Regions from separate parts of the Homo sapiens genome. Here region 1 is linked to region 2. The links are chromatin loops, found by intact Hi-C in ENCODE. Cell type or tissue: K562. All regions are shown on one strand. Each heading gives the region's core, and the rest is flanking DNA. Links, peaks and the distances in the headings are about the cores only.

What was found. Peaks named below come from ENCODE experiments on the same cell type or tissue, not always from the same donor. Only the 100,000 strongest peaks of a DNase experiment are listed, where the experiment ranks them.
Region 1: a loop joins it to region 2, with 2.5 times the contacts of the local background. A loop is called at or near these places in 2 of 110 quality-filtered maps.

What each region holds. Positions count from the first base shown.
Region 1 is chr10:126,297,969-126,306,984 of GRCh38, reverse strand. The region is part of intron 2 of ADAM12 (ADAM metallopeptidase domain 12); the gene reads left to right. Among named protein-coding and RNA genes, the nearest start is that of ADAM12, 86 kb to the left of the region's middle. In K562, for the core only: a CTCF peak has its summit at 3,936; no DNase peak of the experiment used is centred there.
Region 2 is chr10:126,156,067-126,165,082 of GRCh38, reverse strand. All of the region lies in intron 3 of ADAM12 (ADAM metallopeptidase domain 12), which reads left to right. Among named protein-coding and RNA genes, the nearest start is that of FANK1-AS1, 190 kb to the right of the region's middle. RefSeq lists enhancers at 2,239-2,739, 6,837-7,337, 7,338-7,838. In K562, for the core only: a CTCF peak has its summit at 3,638; no DNase peak of the experiment used is centred there.

The DNA.
Region 1 (9,016 bases), core at 681-8,680, 140 kb before region 2:
TCCTATAAGGAAAGGAGTGAGAGAGACTGGGAAAGAAGCAATGTCTAAGGAGATAATGGCTGAGAATTTTTCAAAAGTTATGACTAATAGTTAATTATAATTTCAAACTCATTTAGCCCCAATTAGAGTAAATGCAAAGAAAACTTCATCTGAGCCCGTGATAATCAAACTGTTGAAAGTCAAAGTCCAAGAGAAAATCTATTAAACATTCAGAGGAAAAAAGACTTTCAAAGGAGCAAAGTTAAGACTGGTGGTTGACATTTCAATAGAAACCGCCAGAAGAAAATGGAAAGATATCTTGGAAGGTCAAGATGTAAGAAAAACTGCCAATGCAGAATTCAAACTGGGAGAAAATTCTCTTAAAAATGGAGGAAAAATAAAGATATTTAAAAACCAAAAGCAGGTGATAAAATTCGTCTCTAACAGAATCAAACTGTAAGAGCTATGAAAGGATGTCCTTCAGGTTGAAGGAAAACGATGCCAGATAGAAGCATAGAACTATAGAAAGAGCATAAGAATGTAAACATATTGGTAAATATAACACTATTAACTCTTTAAAACAATAATGCAAGATATTTAGGGCTTTACAACATATGGATAAGTAAACTATGAATAGCACAAAGGGAGGAACAAATAGAGCTCAACTATTATAATATTTTTGCTTATTCTGAAAACAGTAAAGATACTAAGTTAATAATAAGTCTGGGATCCTCATTTTTATCTCCAAAGTAGGCACTGAAAGGATGACAGTAAGATATAAGAAGCTGCTATAAGAGAAAGATGAAATAATAAAAATATAAAGTTTATTTTAAAAAAACAGGAAAAATAAAATACTAATACACAAGAAAATAAGTAGAAGGATGCCAGACTTAAACCCAGCTCTGCAGGAATTATAGTAAAATTAAATGGAAAAATTAAAAAACAAGGATTATCAGATGGGGTTAAGAAACCAAACTCCCTGTATATGATTTACAAGAGATACACTTTAAATGTCAATACATACAGAAATGAAGTATATATAAATATAGAACTTCCTACAGGAATCAAGTAAAAGGAGAGAAAAATATATATGCCATGCAAGCAAACACATCAAAATGAAGCTGACCAGCTGTAACAATATTAAATATAGTCGATTTAAGACAGGAAGTTTGATGAGAAATAGTCCTATCTCATAATAATAAAATGAGTCTACTAGCCTGGTCATAATTCTACTCAGTATCATTTTCCTTCAATCTGAAACACTTGCTTTAGGATTTTTTCAAAATATATACCATAGAAATTTGTAGAATTAAAAAGAGAGAAAACCATATCACAGTGGAGATTTTTGTAAAAATAAACTTTGAAGTAAAACAATAAAAAGATAAAATACACATAAGTGGACAGTTTAATGAATTTTGACAAGTATATACACCCACGTAACCGTCACCCAAATCAAGACATTAAATATTTCCCTCATCCCAAAAATATTTCTTCATAGTCAGTTCCTTTGTAGTGTTCCTTTTCAATCAGTCTTTCTTATCAACTCTGGCTTCAAGTAACGACCAATCTGTTTTATAGCACTAAAGATTAGATTTCTCTCTTCTAGAAACTCATATGTACGAAATCATGTGATTGTACTCTTTTGTGTCTGGCTCCTTTTGATTAACATAATGCTTTTGAAATTCATTTGTGTTGTTGGTATCAGGAGTCCATTTCTTGTTATTGCTTGAGTAGTAACTCATTGTTGGATATTCTGCAGTTTGCTCATACATTCCCCTGTTGATGGATATTTGGGTTGATTCAAGTTTTGAGCTATTAAGAGTAAAGCTGTTATAATTAACTCTGTGTAAGTCACTGTGTAGAAATATATTTTTATTTCATTTGGGAATATACCCAGGAATGGAATTCCTGTTTCAAGTGTTTAGCTTTCTAAGAAATTGCCAAATTGTCTCCCAAAGTCTACCATTTTACTTTCCCGCCAGAAATATATATGTGTTCTATTGTTTCTATCCTCACCAAGGTATACATTATATGTCGGTGGTGGTGGTGATTTATAATTTACACTTGGTATATTCAGTCTTCTTCAACTCAACCATTATAATGGTTGGATATTGGTATCTCATTGTGGTTTTAGTTCACATTTCCCTGATATTTCATGAAATTGACCATGTTTACATGGAACTTATTGGCCATTCAAATATATTTTTTTTTTGTAAACGTTCAGATTTTTTTTACCCATTTTTACGTGCGTTAAGGTGATTAACAGTTCTTTATATATTCTGGATACAAGTCGATTGTGTAGCAAATGTTTTCTTCAACACTGTGGCTTAACTTTATATTTTCTTAATGGTGTATTTTGATCAGCAGAATTTTAAAATTTTGAAGTCCAATTTATCAAATAGTATTTCATCTTCTATAATATATCATTTACTGCTCTTTGCTCTTTCAGTTTTAATCTATATGCATTGTTATACTTATAGTGGGTTTCTTGCTGACAGCGTGTAGTTAAGTCTTCCTTTTTCACTGCCTGTGACCATCTCTGCCTTTTATTTTGGAGTATTTAGATCATTTATCTTTAATGTAATTATTAATATGGTTGGCTTTTTTGAAGTTGCTGTTCTTTATTTTCTACTTTTCCATCTGTTTGGGTTTTTTGTTTTTCTCCCTCCCTCCCTCCCTCCCTCCCTTCCTTCTTTCCTTCCTTCCTTCTTTCACTTCCTTTTTGTTACCTGGTTTTGGATTTTTAAAAAATCAGTATTCTAGTTTTCTGTATGTTGGTTTCTTAGCTCTTTGTCTCTATTGTATTATTTATTTGTTAACTAATTTATTACTTTTGGGTGTTTGTGTGAGGCACGGCCTTTCTTAGAGTGTTTCATCGTAATCACAGAAGACAGAGAAAAATGATTGAGTGTCTTTCTCAATTCTCCCAAGGATGATGCATAAGTAACACCATTCTAAATGCATAGGAGAGACATTAATTCATCATATATGATGGATGTGTTAAGGTATTACAGCTCAATCTCTGGAGGAGGTCTGATCAAGAAAGACTGTGAAATTTATAGTATGGTTCTATAATGTATTCATAGTCTACTGTCAAATAATAGTATACCACAGTGGGAGAATTTAAAAATATCTTCAGTCTAGGATCTTTGCCCTTCTGTGAACCAGCCAATTTGGTGTATAATATGATGGTGTTCTCACAATTAGGACAAACAAGGTGAGGCATCACCTTACAATGAATTAAGGAAGCCAAACCCACCACAGGTAAAGAGAGGCTTTGCTATGCAGGGTTAATCTGTCTCAAAGCTGCTCTGTGGCTAGGCCAGGATTCAAACATATTGCTTATTTCCCTGTCCTGTGACCTTCTAAAGCCTGTGCAAAAATTATTTTCCTTTACCACATTCCCTGGTTTTGCTCAAAGCATATCTCACTTCAAAAATGCCCAAGAGCCAGGAATAGGGTGATTTTCTTAATTGCCCTGAATGCTCTGTGTGAATCTTCTCCTCTCGGAAAGTAATTTAATGACCTGTCTTGGGAAATGGACTGGGATCCCTGTACAGGCTATTACATTACTCTTTCTAATAGGATTTCTACAGCGATTTAACTCTTCCCACTAATCACAAACAACCAATTTAATAAAAGGGAAAATGACAGTTTTGCTTAGAAAGCTGTACAAACATGTTTGCGCTTTTCCAGCACAATGACAGCAGCAATAAAAACAGCTGTTGTTACATTGGTGATATACATAGGATAGTATGAGCAACTGGAAATACCAAAAGGATTGAAAGCTCCCAGTGATGAATGGGGATTTTACGCATGTAAAAAGGAATATCGATGCTTCCCAAAACAGCAATGGATCACATTGTACTTTAACACTACTTTCAAGTAGGTAAAAATGTTTCACACATCAAATATCAAAAATGATCAAATCAGTCCTGTCTCCCTTATTTTCCTCTGGGTGTCAGTGTCCTCCCAGGCACCCAGCTCCCTACTTTGCTCCATTCTTGAGTTCTTTTTTATCCTTAATGCCCAGCCTGTTCCAAAACCATGCCCCCTCTTCCTTTGTTCCCTTCTTTTAAAAGTCACTTCTTTTCTGGCGTCACTGCCATTGTGCTCAACTAGTGAAAACTGGAAGTACTAAAGTCTTTACTGCATTATGCCTCAAAAATACACACAGGGCATTTATCATTCTGAAATGACACAATTTTGGTAATGGTACGTGTAGCCTATTTCCAAAACCTTTTCCTTTCTTTCTAAATGTTATTTTTCAGGAGTGATTTATAATTTAGCATAATGAAACATCCTCACCATTGGTGGTTTCCTTTTAAAAAACAATTGAATACAAACTGACTCTAGACAGGAGACAACTGTGCTTTTGTTTTAAACTTGCAGAGATCACTTCAAGCTCTTCAGACGTCCTCCCCTTCCACCCTCCTGTAGCTTAGACCCCTGCTCATTATCCTAAGTGTCCTCACGAAAGGGGTGAAATCTTCCCATCTATCTGTGTTCTTCTTTCTTTCTTCTCGTCATCATTTCTGTTTTTGCCGAAACACATTGATCCCATTCAAAGTATCGTATAATAAAAGACCAATTACTTTCTAAAAAATGCTGACTTTCCATTTTAGTCCAAATGCCTTGAGATCACACACAAAAGGAACACAGATTAGAAGCACATCTGGGATCACAACAGGAACAAGTTAGTGAGAATTTAATCTGAGCCCCCATCTTGTAAAAGGATAGTCCAAAGGCTGAAGGCTTAACTTGCAGAATTTGGCACAGAAACAGACTTGGTGAAGCAAAATGAACAGTTTGGACGGACAAAACCCTGGGGGTGGGGTTGGTGGGGTTTGAGGAACAAAGAGAGAAAGCCAAACGATTATTTGATTTAAGCATCAGAATTGGATGACCCTGAGAATCCCTCTGGAGAACACACTAAAGATTGTTTCTCCAGAGAATGTCGAAATTTTAGATAAGACCAGGATGTTTTTGTATACGATTTGGACTTGAAAGTTTTATTAAGTGGCTCAAGCTGTCCCACGGTCATGATACATGCTACCCATATATGTTCCATGAATTTGAAAAGATTAAGTAATTAGGCCCCAGGCTCAGAGTATAAATTATGATTTAAGGAGGCAGAGTATTAACTACGCCTGGAAGTTAGGGAGGATGTAAGAGTATGTATAAAGGGCAATGTCTGCAATCTGGATGGGAAGAGAGTAGACCAATGTGTTTTTGTCTTCTGAGTATTTCTTAGTGGACTCGTAATGGTTGCTGCCTTTTTATTGCTTGGGATTAAATATAACCTTTGATGATCATCCTCAAAGCTTCTTACCAGCTGGTCACATCCTACAAGTCTTGACCTCCTATAAATACAACCTGCTTCTCCAAAAATCCACTGATTCAGCTATGTCAGCCACCCCACCCCTTACCCCATGTTCCTCATTTAGCCTAGAAATGTGGAGGTTCTTCTTTCCTTATTCTTCCTTTAAACAAGAACTGAAGGCCTAACTCTCAGGAAACCTCCCCATATTAAATGCACTGCCACCTAATTTCCAGTGTGTCTTCATTTGGGGACTGAATGAAACTATGCTCACCCTGACATAGATTGAATGTAATTACATTTTGGCAAGTTTTCTTCCATTCAAAGGTGGTCTTAAAAAGAACATAACACATCTGTTTGCATATATAAATAAAATAACAAGGGTGGGAGCTGTGTAAGCCAGTGTGTTGTTAGCACTTACAAGGTTATAGACCATCTGGTTAAATGCAGCTATTCAAGAAGAAAAATTTAAACCAGGGTTTCTTAGCGATGACACTGTTAACATTTGGACTGGGTTATTCTGTGCTGGGGAGAGGGAGGGTACTGTCCTGTGCATTGTACAATGTTTAGCGGCACCCCTGGACTCTACCCACTGGTTGCCAGTAGCATCTTTCACCCTGTTGAGACAACCAAAAATGTCCCTAGACATTGCCACATGTTCCCTGGGGGGCAAAATCGCCCCAAGTTGAAACCACTGATTTCAACCAACCTATTTAAGTCGTTGCTTATTTTGAATACTTGTTTTACATTAAGCAAATCAAACTGAAAAGACCTGAGGACAGAAAGCTTCAAGCTGCCTTAGAAGTTGGTCTTTCTCATCATGATATACTAGTGGAATCTCGTGGAATACTCCGGCAATGTTAATCTGTGGACATGGGAAGAGTTAACACACTCAACCTATGTAGCCTTTTACGTCAGGGTTTTAAAGGTTACATTAATTTTTCTGTGCAGGATTTTATTCTCCAGTAGGGTCAGGTTTTTGTGTTTCCTATTAATTAAAAAAAGAAAAGTGAGGTCATATGGTAATAAGCTCTGTGGTAAATAAAATTGGGCTGTTATGTTAATAGCAGAGATAATGAAACAGTACTTTCATTTAACAAAACCGTCTTTTTAAAATGTGTCTTGGCCGTAAATTATCTATACACCCATGATTGATTATTGCTGTATAGATATAATTTTTCCTGCAAGTTGTTAAACAGTAATGCAGATATATGCAGAATTATTGCCAGGGTTTAGGAGGATAACTCTTAGCTTGGAGGTACTGAATTTGGTAAGGGGAAGAAGGAAGGAGAGTGGTCTGGCTGCAGAGCCCCATGGATACTATCAAAATTGGCCTCTTCCCCCCTGTTTATCAGTGGGGGACCAGTGCCCAGGTCCTGTCAGGTGGGATGGGATCAGGCAGGTGGAGCAAAGTGGTAGCCTCCTTCCTTCTTTCCTGGGCCACATTAGAGCTTTAGCTTTGACCCTGACCCCAGTTCTTGGCCAGGGCAAGAGGACAGTAGCTGTGTATGATTTGGGTAGCATCATTAAATGGTTGAAAATTCCAGTGGGATTCTTCTAACTGCAGAACGTTGCATGCTCGCATCTTAAGAAATAGAAGGTCACACGATCCATTTATGAATTCAAGATATTTTTATTCTACAAAGGTAAAAATAATAGGAAAGAAAGTGAAAAGGAATACTTCGAAGATGGTGAAGAGACTGACGGTGATATGAGGATGTCAGAGAAAAAAAGTTGAGTGGGGCTGGGCCAGGTGGCTCACCCCTGTAATCCCAGCACTTTGGGAGGCTGAGACAGGCAGATCAACTGAGGTCAGGAGTTCAAGACCAGCCTGGCCAACATGGCGAAACCCCGTCTCTACTAAAAATACAAAAATTAGCCAGGCGTGGTGGTGGGCACCTATAATCCCAGGTACTTGGAAGGCTGAGGCAGGAGAATTGTTTGAACCCAGGAGGCAGAGTTTGCAGTGAGCCGACATTGCGCCACTGCACTCCAGCCTGGGCAACAGAGTGAGACTGTTAAAAAAAGAAAAAAAAAAGCTGAATGGTAATAGCAATAAAATATTAGACAGTAACATGGGTAAATTCAACATGAGCATTCATGTATGTGACTTTTTAGGGGTGGGGGAGTCAAGGTTGCTTAGTAGAAAATTCCTGGCAAGGAAATAGATCCAGGGTTTGGCTCTGCCATGTAGGAGCCAGGTAACCTTGGGCAAGTTGCTGAACTTCTCTGAGTTTTCCTTCTTTGCCTATAAAATGAGTGTCTTCATCTCTGTGGCCCCAGAACTCTGTATAGTGCCTTGCCCATAATAGATGCTCAACAGATTTGTTGAAAAAATGAGAGAAAAGAATAAAGTGGACGTAGCTAGAAGAAATCTGGGCTAAATCCCTAGTGACTGAAGTTCCAGGCAGGCATGCCGAGGCCTGGGGTCATGGAATCTTCTTCCAGTTAAAAAATATGTTCCTGGAAATGAAGGCATTGAAAGTGGATATGTGCTGTGTTTAAACTGTTGTAAACTTATTCACTGGGTTCTGTTTACCTCCTCTCTTTCTCATTTCTGTACCATGCCTTTAATATTCATTTAGAGGTTCCCACATGTTAACCTTACCGCTTCATTCCTTCCTACAATCTCCAAGCAGCTGTCAAAAGTAATATTCCTCTCTCCTGAAGAAAAGTCCTTAGTATTTCTTTAATGCAATCTGCGGCTGCTGAATTCTCTCAATTTTTGCTTGTCTGCAAATATCTTTATTTCACCTTTAATGTTAAGAATATTTCATTTTTTAAAGGATATTTCATTTTCAATTTTAATCATACAGAACTTTAGGTGACAATTGTTTCTTTGAACCATATAGTATATTCTTTTGTCTTCTGTGGTGTCATTTGTCAGTTATTATTGCTCTTTTTAATATACCGCATCTTTCTTTTCTTTGTCTCTGTTTTTCAGCAATGTTACTATGATTCTTCTAGGTGTGGCTTTTCTTTTTCATTTATAATACTTTGGATTCGTGATTTTTTTTATAAAAGTATGTGACTTGATATCTCTTCCCAATTTTGAAAAATTCTTATTTTCTCTTCAAATATTGCTTCTGAGGTTTTCTCTTACCTCCTTTGCTGGGTCTCTAATTACATATACCTTTCACCATGTCCCATATGTCTCTGAAGCTTTTTTCTGAACTTTCCAGCCTTTTATCTCTTTATGCTTTTGTCCTGCATATTTTCTTCAGACCGATTTTTCACTCTACGATTTCTTCCTTCAGCTGTGTTTAAAATGCCATTGAACCTATTCATTGAGTTGTATTTTCCAGTTTTTAGAATTTCCATGTGGCTCTAGTTCTCTGCTGACTTTTCTGTTTTTCAATTTCTTGAACATATGAAGTGTGGCATTTTAAATTTTAAATTCCGCTTCTGAGTTCCTTTAACTGCATCTCCTATAGGTCAGTTTCTATTGCCTGTGGTTTTTTTCTTGTATTTCAGTCTTATCTTCTCGGTGTTCACTTATGCCTGGTTATTTTTGGAGTGTCAGACATTGTATATGGGCAGCTTAAAGACAAATTGAGCCGCTAGATGATGTCATATGGTTGGTTGGTGCCTAAGCTAGGGGCACTTGTGATCAGTGACTGAACAGGTCTCAGGCTTTGTGAAGACTGATCTACTTCTCATTCGCCCTCTCTCCTTGGGTATAGCATTTTGAGATCCCAACCCAAACCCTGGAGTGGG
Region 2 (9,016 bases), core at 260-8,259:
TGGCCGCGATGCTTTGCTTTCATTCTTTAAGATGAGAACCCAGACCATGAGTTCTTTACCAGGCTGTGATAACTTGTGCCATAAAAAAGAAGCATAAATATTTGCAAAGACAAGGTTCTGAAAGAAGTTTGAGCAAAGTTGAGATGTGAGAAATACCAGATGTCTTCGATACTTCTTTTTCATTTTTCTCCTCTTATTTTATACCTCAGTATACTGGTTTTACAGAGAATCTTTCAACTGTCTGATCTTTTCATAAAATAGTCCAGAAAAGCCAATGATAGCAGCATGAAGATCTTCATGATTCCAGCTAGTCTAGAGTTTCTGCTGAAAACCAGAGTGAGTGTTTTCAGAGGATGCAGGGTCCGGTCTGGGTGCATACCGTTTGCCTTCCAGATCTTTTCTCTATATTTATTTACCTGTGATTGTGGAATGGACAGTTTTCATTAAAGGATATCATTTTAGTAACTTGGAAAATCCTGATCATGATTTTTAATTATGATCTTTATTCGGTGCTATGTTTTGTTAAAGCTCTTGGCCCTTAGTCCCACATATGAAAGTATTTGTAGCTGTATTTCCACATTCTAATAAAAGAAATCCATTACCCAAATTTACATATGAATGATTTTGTAATTTGTGGAATGATGACATGATAAAGTAAATCTTCAGCAAAAAACTCGGTTGGATGCTTTGTTCGAATACCAAATGGATCCACCAGGAAGAAGAAATCACTGAAGCCTACATTGCCTGGCATGATTTAATTGCAAAGAGTATCTATACTGCCTGCTGGTGTTAATTGACAAACAAGAACTGTCTTGTGACACTTTGGCATGGCATGAATATGCTGTACAGAATAATTAAACCCTCCAACAATACGTATGGTCTTCAAAGAAATAATAGGAAAAAGTTGACATGTCATCAATGAGTTTTTTCATATTCTAAGTAATTGATGCCAATCTCTTACTTTTCTTTCCCTGTTTCCCTCATTTAAGCAGTTTGAAATTGATAACATGTTGTCAGCATTGAACTGGATGACCGGAGAACATTCAGAATTCTTGAAATAATGAAGGAATGAATGAGATTGTCCCCACCCCATACCCCCTGTATGATCAGTGTAAGCAATTTGAAGCATATTTCTTTTATTTTTAATTGATCCAACTAGTTCTGACACATTCTATCCAGATTGGGTTGCGTTTCTATGATAATGATTCAGTTTCTCATTCGTTTATTTATGAAGCACTTCTTCTATGCTAGGCATTGTGCTAGGTTTAGAGGTGTTGTTTCTGCTTTTTAGCTCAACCCAGTGTGGGAGGAAGACAAGTAAACAAGAAATAAGGCCGAATAGGGAAAGTCTTGTTACAGAATCCTGGCAGAACACAAGAGAAAGGCTGATTCACTTCTGGGGCCGGGGGGTTTCTTTCAGCTCTCCCATGCTTTGGAGTGTAACATATGTTATCTTAATGAAATCCATCTCATTCAAACTGTGTAACTAAATTATATAAGGGTAAAGTTAAAGTTGGATAATTTCAATATTGATCTGAAAGCAATTTGGAGGTCATTCATGTTTTGAGTCAATACTCAAATCATTTCAGAAATGCAGGACATTTTATCAGGAAGAACTTTACCTACATGGTAATATTTTCATGCAAATTCTAAATACTCGTTTTCAGCCAGTATGTCCAAAGATTTTGAAATCAGAAAATACAGTACTCGGCCAAAAAGGATGGGAGTCTACTTGTCCTCTCTAAATGAGGGTGGACACCATGTGTCTCCAAACCGTAGGAGTCACCTGCTCCCATGACGTGTCCAAGAAAGAGAACAGCTCTCAGCACTGAGCATGGCTGGATTAGGACATTCTTGCGTTGCTATGAAGAAATACCTGAGACTTGGTAATTTACAAAGAAAAAAGGTTTCATTGGCTCACGGTTCTGCAGGCTTTACAGGAAGCATAGCATCGGCATCTGCTCAGCTTCTGGGGAAGCCTCAGAAAGCTTGCAGTCATGGTGGAAGGTGCAGTGGAAACATGTACCTCGTATGATGAAAGCGGGAGAAAGTGAGAGGAAGGGGTGGGAGGAGGAGGTGCCACATGCTTTTAATTGACCAGATCTTGCAAAAACTCATTCTTACGAAGACAGCACCAAGCCATCAAGGATCCGCCCCCACAATCCAAACACCTCCTACCAGACCCCACCTCCAGCTTTGGGGATTACAATTCAATGTGAGATTTGAGTGGGGACAAGTATCTAAACTACATCCATGGCTAAGACTGAACTCATGTCTCTTCTCTCCTTTATGAGTGACCCATCTCTGTTGACATCACGCAAGAGTCCTCAGTCTGTTACGCAGTTCCTGATTCTGGGCCCCCCTGAATTTCCCATCCAGTTGTGTCCTGGCCTGGTGCTCTGTATGGACGCTCACACCAGCCTCCTTGCTAACCTTCCTGGAGCCTGTATTTTTCTCTTTCCCCTCCAAGTCTCATCTGTGTGGCTGTCAGAACCACCTGTGGCTCTGAAGCTTGTGTCTGCTCAGGTCCCTTCCGTGTTTGGCGGCTCTGCATGGCACAGGATAAAGTCAGCAGCATTGGGCAGCATGTAGGTTCTGTCCCCAGCCTGCCTGTCTCAGCAGCAGCGGGTCTCCCTGCCTCAGGCCCTGCGCCCTGACCACCTGGCATCCGTGTCATTTCCCCTCCCCTCTGCGCGTTGCCCGCTAGCATGCTGTTTCTGCACCCCCATGCCTTTGAGGATGCAGTCCCCTCTCGCTGGAATGCTCTCCTCCCCATTTCCCATTCCTCTCCTCACCTTTTCCCCACCAGCGCAGCTCATTCTTCCCCATCTTTCCCGGCTCCCTTGGGCACCCCCTCCCCAGGCTGACTTCTGGGTTGGAAGCCTTTCCTGGGGCTCCAGCAGTGCTTTGGGCGTGTCCCTGTCATGGAGCCCTGACCACTCTGGGTCTGTGTCCTTCAGCAGTGGGGCCTCCTGGAGCATCTTATTCCCATTGTGCAGCATGCTAGATATTGTTTAAATGAGAGAATATTTAGGTGTCACGTGTCATCCCACAACAAACGGCAAATAGCAAAATCAACTCCTGGCACAGTTAAAATGCATTTTACTTCCTGGTATTGAGAGAAGCAGAGTGCCTTGTTAGATCGCCTAATCTAATAAGCAGAGAAAAAGAATGTTCTCATGAAATTATGCATTCACCTTCTGTTTTCATTTGCTGACGTAAGATAGTCCATCTAATTGGATTTTCTCTTTGGGGAAATCTGCAGGCTCCAAGGCCATTGCTGTCACATTTCCAATACTGCCATTGTCCATCCACCCCCCTTAGTTCTCTCCAGGGGACTTTGACTCCCGGCCCCTTTTAAATTAGGCACACATCTTAGAAAACCTCCATCCAGCGCCTTCTCAGTTTCATCCATGCTCCCTGGCAAGTCATGGTGCTGGAGAAAGATGTGGGACGTGTATCACCCAGGAAGGAGCAGAAAGCCCGAAGCAAAAGGGGCAGTGCCTGCCGCATGCTCCTCAAATTCACTTATTCTTTCACGTATTCATCTGCTCAACATGTAATGTATTCAGCACTTAGCACAGCACCTGCAGCAAACACTCCGTCAATATTGCTTGACCATCCTGTAAGGTCTGGTAGCGCCACACAGTGGTTAAGAGCACAAATTCTAAAGCAAAACCACCCGGACACTGTCATGGATGGCATGACCTTGGGCAGGTCATTTGACCCTGCTGTGTCTTGGTTTCCTCTTTTAAATAGGGATTAAAAAAATAATATCCATGGGCCAGATAATATATGGATTAAATGAGATATCAGGGGCTCAGCACAGTACCTGGACCAGGGTGTGTTTAGCAGCTATTAATGCTTACAGCCAGGAGGAGGTGCAGGCTCTCTGCAGGGCTGGAAGTGAGGGAATACAGCGATGACCAAGGAGCCCTCCTGTGGCTCACATTCTTGAAGGTAGAGATAAATAAGTAAGGAGACGCATAAACAAAATAGGAATACCAGGCAGAAAACCAAAGGAGGACTGCGATGGGGGCTAATAGTGGTGATGGGGCTGCTTTAGATAAGAGATCAGGAAAGGACCCTCTGGAGAGACAACACTGAAACCAAGAGCAGAAGGATGAAAAGGTGCTGGCTACATGAAAAGCCATGTAAAGAATGTTCCAGACACGGGCACAGCAGGTGCAATGGCCCTCAGAGGGAGAGGATCTGGAATGTTCTAGAACCAACCAGAGGCCAGTGTTGGCTAGAGTAGCATGAGCTAGAGGGAAAAGTGAGCACAGTGTGGTGGCAGGGTGGGCAGCATGAGGTTGCAAGCACCTCGGAGGCCATCGGGAGGCGTTGGGATTTCACCCCAGGGCCAACAAGAAGACACTAAAGAGTTTTAGCAGGGACAGCAGCATGATCTCCAAGCAGGACCTGAGGAAGTCAGAGCAGGGAGCAGGGGCACACAAAGCCCTGCATGGTGGGTTCATTCCCAAGGGTGTGGAGCGCATGACACCTGGAGTCTTGGCTGCAGAAGCACAGATTCCTGGAAGGGAGAGCTGGGAAGGAGTTCCGATATCAGGTCATATTGCTTCTCTCCATCTCTCATTCAAACCCCTGAAAGAAAACCAAGGAAGCTGCCTGTTTTTCCAGCTCATAGCACTGGGGCTGATCAACAGAAAGCCCATCTTCAGTTTGGGGCTTTTTTTTGGAGAGGGGGGAGTTGGTATTTATTTAGGTATTTAGCTATTTAAATGGACATATCATTGCGTGTTTTTGTTGGGCACACCATGTTGTTTTGAAGGAGATAGTTGAATCTAGCTAATAAACAAATGTATTACCTCCCAGTTACCATTTTTGTGGTGAGCGCACGTAACATTCACCGCCTGCATTTTGCAAGACTCTGTTGTATGCTGAGCATGAATTTTTGCTGGCTTTCCTCCTGTTCCTGTCTTCCCCTTCCCCTTCCCCTCTCTTGTCTTCAAAATATCTTGAGAAGATACAATGTACACAAGTGGTATGACTGCATCTTATCTGTAAATCAACATTTCTTTTCCAGACTGCATAAGAAAAACTCGAAAAGGAACATATCATTTAGTGCCTCAGCAGCAGTGGGACATGGTCAGGGCTGTAAGCACAAGCCCCTGTTCCACTCTCCTTAGACAAGAGAAGACATAACACAGTGCTTAAGAACTCTCCAGAGCTCCAAGCATGACTGTGGTTGTATTTCTGCTTAGCTCCAATGACACTTGGATGATGATGAGGAGCAGTGGGTAGTTTTAGGGCTTTGTATTGCTGTTCTGAGTCACATTTCAAAACCTTCTAATTAATTTTACTGCTGTTTAACCCTAAAATTACTCTGTCCTCCAGTTTGCTGACAGTTGTCTATCAAAAGCTCGTTTTCTCTAATCCCCAGCTTTCCTGATGGACTTTTCTCTCCCTCATACGTAAAATGACTTTTCTCCTTGGCCATCTGTCCAAACCAGCTTTCAGTTAAGCCTGGTCAGAAGCCTTCGAATGATGTATCTTTGTTCTACAAATGTCTGCACCCATCACTCCCCTTAATATTAGGTATCTATATACCTTGTTCATTCAAATAAGATTTCAACATTGTTAAGACCTGAATTGCTAAAATATTAATAAAGGATGTGATAGAAGTACAAGTACATAGTAAATAATATATGTAATAATTAATATAACTTAATCTACATTAAATTCTTCCTTTCCTTTCTCTGTAATATTTAAGCTGGTCAAGTGTGCTCCTTTTTTTTTTTTTTTTTTTTTTTTGATGGAGTCTCGCTCTGTTGCCCAGGCTGGAGTGCAGTGGCATGATCTCGGCTCACTGCAAGCTCTGCCTCCCAGGTTCACGCCATTCTCCTGCCTCAGCCTCCTGAGTAGTTGGGACCACAGGCACCCACCACCGTGCCCGGCTAATTTTTTTGTATTTTTAGTAGAGACGGGGTTTCACCGTATTAGCCAGAATGGTCTCGATCTCCTGACCTCGTGATCTGCCCGCCTTGGCCTCCCAAAGTGCTGGGATTACAGGCGTGAGCCACTGTGCCCAGCCGTGTGCTCTTTTTTAAGACTATTGAGGCCACTATGGGTTCTGGCTCAGTAGAGAATAGGCTGTGTGCATCCTTAGCTGCATCTTCCATGCTCTGTGCATCCCCCCTCCATGCTCTGTGCATCCTCCCCACCATGCTCTGTGCATCCTCTCCCCATGCTCTGCGCACCCTCCCCACCGTGCTCTGTGCATCTACTCCCCGTGCTCTGCGCATCCTCCCCACCGTGCTGTGTGCATCCCCACTCCATGCTCTGCTCATCCTCCCACCCGTGCTCTGTGCATCCCCACCCCCATGCTCTCCGAATCCTCCCCACCATGCTCTGTGCATCCTCTCCCTGTGCTCTGTGCATCCTCTCCCCGTGCTCTGTGCATCCCCCAACCCATGCTCTGTGCATCCCCGCCCCATGCTCTCTGCATCCTCCCCGCCTCTGCTCTCTGCATCCCCACCCCCGGCTCTGTGCATCCCTGCCCCATGCTCTGTGCATCCTCCCCGTGCTCTGTGCATCCTCCCCGTGCTCTGTGCATCCTCTCTCCGTGCTCTGTGCATCCTCTCCCCATGCTCTGTGCATTCTCTCCCCGTGCTCTGTGCATCCTCCCCGTGCTCTGTGCATCCTCTCTCCGTGCTCTGTGCATCCTCTCCCCATGCTCTGTGCATCTTCCCATGCTCTGTGCATCCCTCATGCTCTGTGCATCCTCCCCTCCATGCTCTGTGCCTCCCCCTGTGCTCTGTGCCTCCTCTCCCGGTGCTCTGTGCATTCTCTCCCTGTGCTCTGTGCTTTCTCCCGTGCTGTGTGCATTACCCCGTGCTCTGCAGATATGTCCTGTGTTGTGTGTATCCCTCTGTGCTCTGCATCCTTCTGCCTGTTCCTCTGCAGCTTCACCCATGTCCCCTCTCAGCCCCATCCCTCCAGTTATTCCCCTCAAGTCCCCGTCTCTGGTTTTCACATCCCGCCTCTCTGCTTCCCTTTGGAACTGTGCTGTGGAACATTCGTTCACCTCGCCTGTCACCTTGACCTGGGCTCACCTGCTGCATCTCCATTGTCAAGGTCACCAGACTCCTCCACCATCCTGGAGCTCTCTACCTATGACTAAGGACTACCCCTTCTTCACACTCTTCTCTTCAGGGCCCTGTCACCTTCCCACTGCCTTGCCTGCTCTCCTTCCCCTCTTCCTCTCCTTTGCTCATGACTGCGTGACAGGGCCAGGGTGCCCTGTGAATGAGCCTGCCCAGGCAGCCCCTCTGGCAGCTCAGAGGAGGTGAGCTTAGAAGACAGGGGTTTCAGAGCTCAACGCTGCCAAGGAGGGCAACTTTCTCTGGCACGACATGTGCACTGCTGAGGAGAGTGAGGGGCAGCACTTGGGAGGCCCACGTGCCTTTGCCAGTGAGTGTGAGGGCCCGTCTGTGTTTTATGTTTTCCGCACACTCTCTCAAACACTCGCTGTTAAGTAGACTGCAGCGGAGACCTGCCATCGGGGTCTAACTGATTTAAGCCAGGCATATCCTCAACATATTGCAATCCATGTAAAACAAGGAGCTGACTCTCAGTTCTGAACTTGGCTGGGAGCAGGTCTAAGAACTCTGACTGTGTAAGGAAGTGCTTCTCATCTCTGACATTTGCATATTCCCGCTGCTTTTCCTTCCCTGCCATACTGATCAGGACTCTGGTTGCAAAACCCAGCTCCAGCCAGCGTAGGCAGAAGAGAGGGACTTATGAGGAGGAGGAGAGGCGGAGCAGGCCCCATGGGCAACAGGTCCATCTCCCTCTCCCTGCCTTTTGTCCCTGCCTGAGGGTGACAGCTTTGTTCTCTCTGACTAGCTTTCTCCTGAAGTAAGGGACCAGGATGGAGGTGGTGGCCACATTCTCAGAGCCTTGAGAACAGAGAAGAAAGACGTCATCCCCAGACATCCCAGCTCAACATGCTGTAGGGAAGATTTGTGATGGGCTTAGCTTGGGTCACATGTTCATCTCTGGATCAAGAGTGGAGGAGCACCCCCCCACACACACACACACAAAACCAAACGGTGTGAAGAGTGGAGAGTGTCTTCCTCTGAAGACAGGAAAGGGCAGGCAGCACCTTCACCATCCACAAAGTTCAGTATTTAAAGCAACTCTTGACTCCCTGTTGTCCAGACACAGAAAACCCAGGTTCTGTTTAGAGCCTTTCTCTGTCTTCCACCAGCCCAGCTCCCCAGACTCCAGGCCTTTCAGGCCCTGACCTTGACATTATCTGCCAGGATTTCCCCTCTCCTTCCACCCTGTCCTGGGCCTGGCCGACTCCTGCTCCATCGTTAGGGCCCAGTAGTTGTCGGATCCCTACGCAAAGCCTTTCCCTTGCAGGATGCTCCACCCAAAGCACATCCACGCACCCAGAAGTGTTACTGCTGGAGGATGTCCAGGTTCTTGGTGTTTTGAACAAAGAATTGGACAAAATGCACAAACAAAACAAGGAAAGAATGAAGCAACAGAAGCAGAGATTTATTGAAAATGAAATTACGCTCCTCAGGGTGTGAGGGGGCCCAAGCATAGGTGCTCAAGATCCCCGTTACAGAATTTTCTGGGATTTAAATACCCTCTAGAGGTTTCCATTGGTTACTTCGTGTGCGCCCTATGTAAATGAAGGGGATGAGGTAAAGTTACAAAGTCATTTAATCGCTGTACGCCCTATGTAAATGGAGAGGATATTTCCTGTCATAGCTGAAGTGTTTCCGTTTGACTTAGTTCTAGAAAGTCAGCATGAATCGACCTTTGTTCCCTGCCTCCAGACCTTACTCTCCTGCCTCAGAAGGACTCTGTTTCTACTCTGTGATCGCTCCCTTCACACTGGATTCTGTGTCAACCATCACCCTACCAGCTCGTGGTGTCATCAAGATGGGGGCTGTTCCTATTTGTCTTTGTATCCCAGCAGCTAGCACCTGGCAGCGGTAGTTACACAGGAAATACTTCCTGTGGTTGTGTTGAACAG